2 separate regions of the Homo sapiens genome follow, and region 1 is linked to region 2. A link is an interaction called in ENCODE POLR2A ChIA-PET data of the cell type or tissue named here. Cell type or tissue: PC-9. All regions are shown on one strand.

Region 1 (4,000 bases), 170 kb before region 2:
CTCTCTCTCTCTAGGGGAGACAGCAAGAAAATGAAAAGCATATCCGAAAACTGACGTATGAGCACATCGTGATTATGAAAAAGCACAACATGTAGGTTAAATCTAGGGGAGTAAACCTAAATTTTTATCTTGAAAAGTCAATATTCATATGGTCATTTATTCATTAAAAATAGTGATTGAGCATTTACTATGCTCTAGACAGTTCTAGGCTTTGAGGATGAATAAGTAAGCAAACTAGACAACTACTTTTGCCCTTGTGGAACCTGTATAATCTAGTAGGGGAGAACAGACAAAAAATATAAGTAAATGATCTCTTATAGTAGAAGGTAAAAATGTGCTATGGGGGAAAAAGAAGCAATCATGAGAAGGGTGAGGAGTCCTGGTTGCTGGGGGAGATAGACTATAATAGTACACAGAGGGGCTAGACCAGGGCAGGCTTCTCTAAGAAGGTGACTTAAAGATGATGAGGAAGCTAGTCTTACAGAGAGATGGGGAGAAAATATTCAAGCCAGAGAAAACAACCAAGGCAAAGGCATTACCCGTCACACTCTTTCTATCCTGATGTGTTCAAGGAATAGTGAGGAGGTGAGTGTGGCTGGAGTCAAGTAAGAAGCAGAGACGTGTAGAAGCCAGAGCAGCAACATTACAGATTGTAAAAATTAGTAGCTTCTTCTTATCTATTACCACTATTTAAAAAGATATTTTAACTTTGTTGAATAAAAAGTAATCACGCTACTATTTAATCCCTGATATGTAACTGTTCTACGTAGCATTTGTATTCAGATATAAATTGGGAGGTTAAGGGTCAAGAATAAAATTATTTCTGGGGTTGTAAGGACTTAATTTTATCTATCATACTGGAAAAGGTACAAAGCACTTATAAGTACTCTCTAATACTACTTGTAGTCATGAAAATGAAACAGGGCTAGGTTTTTATTCTTACAGATGTCTTCATAAACTCCATCCTACAACATTCCCTTGGGACTATTCCTGTTTGTTCTGAGAATCAGTGTGGGTGACAGTGCTAAGGTTGGTGGATGTTCAGCCAAGCTGAACATCTGGTTTACAAAGGCAACAGAAACCAGATTAGGTAGACTTCTCAGTTCCTTGTGAATTCGACTTAATCTTCTACCCAAGGGGAAGGAGGAGGCCCCTAGTGGTGTCTCTTTTTCTGAACTGCCTTGTACTTTTCCTCTGTAACCCTTTAGCTCTCATGGCTCCTGCCCTGGTTCCTGATTCACTGGGTGACAGCCACTTTCTTCTGGACCCCCACTTACCTATCCTGGACCCTCACTTACCTATCCACCTTTCCACAACTCAGAGAGGCCTCTGTCTCTAATTTCTATTCTCCAATTCAGTTATTATTTTTTTGTTTGGTTTGTCTGTGGTTAAGGCAATTTCTATTTTAAACATAAGTGCAAGAATGTTAAAACCAGGGTCTTATCGACAGGACCAGACTACTGAAAAATATAGGTGTCTTGAACAATTATGGAACATCTATTTCATAACAGCCAATTTGTAATCCAACTCTTATTAATTTTGTCATTTTTGGTAGGGGTAATTTCCTAACTATACTTTTTTTTTTTTTTTTTTGAGACAGTCTCGCTCTGTCACTCAGGCTGGAGTACAATGGTGGGATCTCAGCTCACTGCAACCTCCGTCTCCTGGGTTCAAGCCATTCTTGTGCCTCAGCCACCCAAGTAGCTGGGATTACAGGTGTGAGCCACCACGCCCAGCTAATTTTTGTATTTTCGGTTGAGACGGGGTTTCACCATGTTGGCCAGACTGGTCTCGAACACCTGACCTCAAGTGATGCACCTGCCTCAGCTTCCCAAAGTGCTAGGATTACAGGCTTGAGCCACTGAGTCTGGCTATCTATACAATTAAGAGACTGGATCAGGTTATTTTTATCCTGTCAGTTCTATAATTCTAGGCTTCATAGCCACAGTGATTAAGTAATACTTTAAGTCTTTACTAATTTCATATTTGTGTATATGTGGCGGGGAGCGAGTGTGGGAGAGCCCACACATGCACCCTCTTTATTTAGCAGCTGAGTAGCTGGTGATGTCACTACAGGTTGGGGTTTCAAAAGTCAACTTCAACAACTTTAATTGCTTAAGTGATTCTGTCTACAGCTTAGTGAACATGTCCAGAGGTTATTTTCTACCCTGGAAAGTGCCTAACATTTATGGACAACCATACATATTGATTTACTGCTAGGATAAACAGTATATTAGTTTCCTAAATGAGGTCAGATAATTTAAGAAATGAAGTGCAACGATTTCTCTTATTTTCAATTAACCTAGTCTCCAAACAGCATGACACATTGATGGTAGATTCCACTGTCAGGGGAAACATGCGTCTTCCAACAGTTAATTCTAACTGCCCATGGCAGAACTGAGCATTGAGAATGCAGTGGCCTAAGAACCTACCACTATATTCCTTCCTCTAGACTCACATTTACATCTAGTTCTCAGCTCACTGGCAGAAGAGAAATGATGACCATACTCTGAGTTTAATAAGTGATTATGTACAGGTGCAACTTACCAGTTTTACCTACTTCTGAAATTCTGATGTCTTTGCAGTTAGTACCTAAGGTTTTCTTAAGTCATTAAAGTTAGACAATACCAAAATGCCTTAGACATACAATAAAAATTGCACTGATAACATTTTCCACTGAAAGATAAAATCTGTTCTCTCCAAGCTGTTATTAGATTCCATCATGTGGAGTATAGTGTTCTACCAGATAATAACTACTTCAAAACAATGGATCCATTAACGTAGAGCTTACCTTTCAACTAATATTTTAAACTGTTTCCTAACCATAATCAAATGAAAACACACACTGCTTAATTCAGAAATTCACTGAGTTTATATTTGCTATGCTTAATACACAGATTTCAAAGTTTAACCAGCTGAATACCTAAAAAGAACAATATTTTCCACATTTTCTATTGTTCAGCTCTGAATGATTGCTCTTGGCTCACTGAAAGAGAACAAGGGTTTTTCTCTATTTAATTTTAAAATGAATAAATATAAATTGATTAAAACACTTATGGAGGATTAGTACCATTTTATAATTAAGTTTCCTGAGATGTATCTGATATAACATCAGTAAACAACCCAATGGCCTTGCCAATACAGCACGGCTCCTTTAAAAACAAGAGCCTTGTTTTTTAGACAAAATTTGCTTTGTAAAGATGTTTTTTGCATATAAATCACCTGGTCCTACAAAACATTTGTTTTATTACTGAAGGACTCACAGTTATGCCCGTGGCAGAAGACCAATTTTCATTATAGTCCTATCTGTATGAATATGAAAAAAGAATGAATAATGGATGTCACCTTTTACATTTCTGCTTCAGAACGCATTATACATAATAAAATACCTTTAATAAAGGCCATGTAATAATTATTTTATGTGTTACTAACATCCTCCTTACCCAACACATTTCTTTGAGTAGGCACTGAATCTGGTCCAAATAACCATTTTTAAACAAATTGCCAATTTGGATTTTATCAATGCAGGGTGGAAAACTTCCATCCTTATATTTGCAACTGCTGAAAGTGATTAGTGCACACATAGACACAGTCATGGCTGAAAGAACATTAGCATTTTAGGTTGAAATGTTTTCCTGCATTTTCTATAACTGCAATTAAAGAGAGAGACTGTGATTTCTTATTGGTCTTCAGACTGAAGACTGATGCCAAAGCCTTTATTCATAACAGACTGGCGTGGACACGTGCTTTACTTGTGTCCTCAACCTCCTGCTATTCTACCATATTGTTTCTGGACATACTCACAGCCATTATCAAGGGCTCCTTCTATGTTCCCTGCTTGATATTTACCCTAATGTTGACCTTTATTTCAGTAGCTTTGCCTATGTTAATTATCAGAGACAAGGGGGAAAAATCAAACATGGTCTTCACTCAAACTTCATTAGAAGTCTCAAATAAAAGAATTCAAGGAAGAGCCATCTATTTTAGTATTAAAAGCTGG
Region 2 (4,000 bases):
CCACAAAGTCCCTCCCAGCCCTCATCTTGCTTCTAGTCACATCTTGCTTCACATGTGATTAAAAGAGGCACAGAATTAGACTAATCATTATTTAGTCAAGACTATTCTCAGGTGAGCTACTAAAAATCAACTTGAGCGTAAACTACCAAGTCTAAGACAAGCCCATCTTCATTCCGCTTCTACTACGCTTGCATTCCTTCTGACAACACGTTCTCCAGCATAAGGCTAGGCAAAAGTTGATTCTCCAAACCCAGAAGGGGACAAATTGAATGACAGCAGGCTGAGAATGGTGACCGGGGACAATCTATACCCCAGGAAAGGACAATCATACCTTTGTAATTGCAGTGAAGACCTTTTCCAGAATGGCATTGGGCGGAGCAATTTGTGGTCCATTGGCCTGAATGTTGAGGGCTATGGCGCACGGTTTGGCTACAAATCTAAAAATTACAAAAAGAAAAAAGTAGAAGGTCAGAATTTATTCTTTCTATGTGATTCTTAATGCCACCAGTTACACATTACTCAATTATCCCAATAAAGTGTTGGTAGGATTTCATGGGTGTACATTGTCAACACTCCTGTCAGTAACTGTAAGGCAGACTTAACCGTTTTTCTCTCTGTTAGCCCCCAGCAGTAACATTAAAAAAGAAATCCTTTTAAAACATTTAAACCCTCCAATCCTCAAGTTCTAATGAGACAAAGCTAGAAAGACTATGAGATGAAAATATAAGTGTATAAGATAGAAATAAAACAATGATTTCAAAATAATATAACTTATACTCTTCTTACACAGAGCAATAGTCATATTTTTACTGTGAGAAAACGTTTACTAAGCATCTAATTATCCATGCAGAGAGAGCGCTTTGACCACCCGTAGTCATAAACTTGGCAATTTTTGTCTCTATAATCAAAGTGTGCTAAATTCAGCCCCAATCCCTCATGGCTTCTTAAAATTCTCTGCTTTGTGGTTATTTGCTTGTTTCTCATAAAGAGTAATGAAGGATGTCGAAGGGCATGATGTCCCAGACAAGATGAAAAGTCGCAAGTGTTTATGAACATCCACAAAACTGTTTTTATCCTAAGCCAATGCCTACGTCAAGAGGAATGGGAGGACTGAGCCTTCTTTCTGGTCGCATTTGCTGTGTGAATGAGGTGCTGAAGGGGAGCAGGTGAAGTGCATGGGGCCCCAAAGGTGTGGGGACATTGCTAATAAAACTGTGTAAAACAAAAAAAATTAAAAGTTGTTTTAGACTAAATGCTCAAGAAATAAAACTCTGTAAATATTCATTTTCAGTAGTAACATTTAATATTTTCTACTAATACAGGATAATTTCATATCATGTGAAAGTATTACCCAAATTAATTCACTGTTGGTCAAAGGCAACAATTGATAAATATGCAAAACAGACCATAATTAAATCTTAGATGAAGCTTCCTTAATAACAGTTGATGAGATTAAAGAACAGTAGACAAAGGTTTTTGTTTTTAAAGTAGGACCAATGAAACTTACATGTAAAGTACCACATAATATCCTACTGGGTCCTATTTCAAGTAAAAGTGAAGAAATTTATTTAAACAGGAAAATGGAACATTGTACACGTGCAAGCCTAAACCAGGAAAGATAAGACAGAGAAAATGCACCGTAATACCTGGTACACTGGGCTCTCTGGGACAAAGTTGGGAAGAAAGAAGAATCACCCCTTCCCGATATATAAATCCTCTAGAAACTGGAGTTTTCCCCAAACTTCTACATTCTCAATTCTGTTTAATGTAAAATTTTCTGAGCTGCATTACCTACATCCCTACCTTCTTGACAGTAAGTATAACCTTTTCCTAACGACTCTGGCCCTTCTCTATAAATGATAATCATGGGGCTATGGCTATAGTGATGAAAGAAGGAATTTAGTGGGCAATGACCACAAGACAGAGTCTAGAACTTGTTTCCTTGACAAGGTTTCCTGCTTTGTGGTTATTTGCCCCTCATCATAAGGTACAACAGAGCGGGGTGAAAAGACATACGGTCCAGCAAAAGCAAACAGTAAGACCACAAAATGCATTTGGTGTGAAGGACACAACTGTTCCAATGGTTTCTTTCTAGTCTTTCCAGTTGGACTCCTCCCCGCCCTCCCTCATCCTCCCCTTCCCACACCTCTGACACATTGTGTTCACATTCCCTTCCGACTTTGTCATCATCATCCTTGTAACAGCCTGCTGTTCCAGTACAGTCTTCTTTCTTCATCTAAATAGCACTGAGTCTCAATGCAGAAGCTGATCATTTCCTCTTTGTATGCCCTGTGACAATGCCTGTGCATACACAGGAGGGGGTCAAGACATTTAATCAACTGGTTGTCTTCAGTAAATATGTTTTGTTGTTGCTATCACGGTGTTGAGTGCTGAGGACAAGTTAGCAGACATTCTCTGTGTGCCCTGTCACAATGCATGGGCAGGCAGTAGGGGAGTCAAGAAATTTACTCAACACTGTCTCTTCAACTTCCTCACCTCTGTTATCAGCCAAAAAAAAAAAAATCAAAAAAAATTTTTAGTATTTGTTATACAACATAATGTATACATCTCTCCTTCTCTTTTTAAGCTTCAAACCACTTTTAAAACTCTATTTTCTTTAAATTCCAAGAATGAATGCAACAGCATACCACTTAATTGACAACTTATCAAATTTCAATAATCAAAATTATCAAATAAATATGATGCTTTGTTAACATATTTTTACAGCAATGTCCAAAGGATAGGGTGGGAATTATTTCTGCTGCTATCTGGCTATGGAGATTTAGCTACAGGAATTAATCTCTCTCTGCCTTAATCTCCTCATATGTGAAAAAATTATTATAATTATATATGTACATGTATGTGTTTCTACAAATACATGTATGTGTTTCTACAAATACATGTGTGTGTTTCTACAAATACATGTATGTGTTTCTACAAATACATGTATGTATTTAAAAATCATATCATAGAGTCTCTTTGCCTAAAATGTTTGACAGGAGCCATGGGTAAGGTTTCATATCATAGCATTTACAAACCATGACTTTCCTGGGCCCAGCGGCTCACCAGCCTCAGCTACACTGAAACAAGCCATGTGTATTCAAGTTGTGAAAGTATTATACCAAGCAGAAGCAGAAAAAAGAGACCAGATGTCAGGATAGGCACTGAAAAAAACCAGGGACATCTGGTCGAGTAACCACTTGCCCCAGTTTACCCTCCATCCAACTGTTCCCAGCACCACGTGCACTGACAAAAGTGTCCCCCGTCTGGTATTTTGCCACAGTTAAAAGGAAAAGCAGAGGGTCCCATGTGGACATAAAATTGTGGTGACTCTCATCCTCAAACCCCAGGCCTGGTGCCGGTCCACAGTGAGTCCATACCAGCAGTGTGATCGGGGTCTAAGCTCATCCACACCTGGCCTTCTCTAAGGGCCCAAACCTTTCCAGCTCCCCTATCCAACCCAATGACCCCCAGAATGCTGTGGCCACACTTCCCACAGAAGAGTTGGTGTAACAGGTGCATCCCTCTCCTGTGTGTGGGGCCCCCAAGAGAGCAGGACCAGGCCTTAACGAAGTCCACATCTCCAGAGCCCTGTGCACAATCTCATTTAATCCTCCCTCAACCAGATGAAGCGGGATTACCATTATCCCCACTTTGCAGAGAGGACCAGAGATGTCAGTGGCCTCTACTTCCAGGGAAATGGAAGCAGAAGACAGTATATTTCTTTCCCAGAAGGGTCATTGTTATAATCAGCTCCCCACTCTGATTCATTGGACAGGCTAAGCCCCAAAATCTGAGGATGCAGAGACAGACAGTGAGAGAGAGAGAGAGAAGAATAACAGACAAACTTAATAGAATTTAACTCAATTTAAATGTTGAAGTCCATTAAAGTTTAAATGACCCATGGTAGGTATGTGCATAAATCATCTTTCTTTGAACGATGTCATAGCATCTTTTCATTTATATGCCTGGCACACTGTGGGTACTCAGTGAGTATTTG

What was found. ChIA-PET counts read pairs that join two places held together with the same protein. Peaks named below come from ENCODE experiments on the same cell type or tissue, not always from the same donor. Only the 100,000 strongest peaks of a DNase experiment are listed, where the experiment ranks them.
Region 1: POLR2A ChIA-PET joins it to region 2 with 10 read pairs; 3 of 35 experiments call an interaction of 5 or more read pairs at or near these places.

What each region holds. Positions count from the first base shown.
Region 1 is chr2:168,709,325-168,713,324 of GRCh38, reverse strand. The region is part of intron 6 of CERS6 (ceramide synthase 6); the gene reads right to left. Among named protein-coding and RNA genes, the nearest start is that of CERS6-AS1, 75 kb to the left of the region's middle. In PC-9, no CTCF peak of the experiment used is centred here; no DNase peak of the experiment used is centred here.
Region 2 is chr2:168,544,033-168,548,032 of GRCh38, reverse strand. It overlaps CERS6 (ceramide synthase 6), which reads right to left. Exons shown (of 10, transcript NM_203463.3): 2 at 332-437. Among named protein-coding and RNA genes, the nearest start is that of MIR4774, 37 kb to the left of the region's middle. In PC-9, no CTCF peak of the experiment used is centred here; a DNase peak (open chromatin) is centred at 2,192; H3K27ac peaks cover 1,552 bases.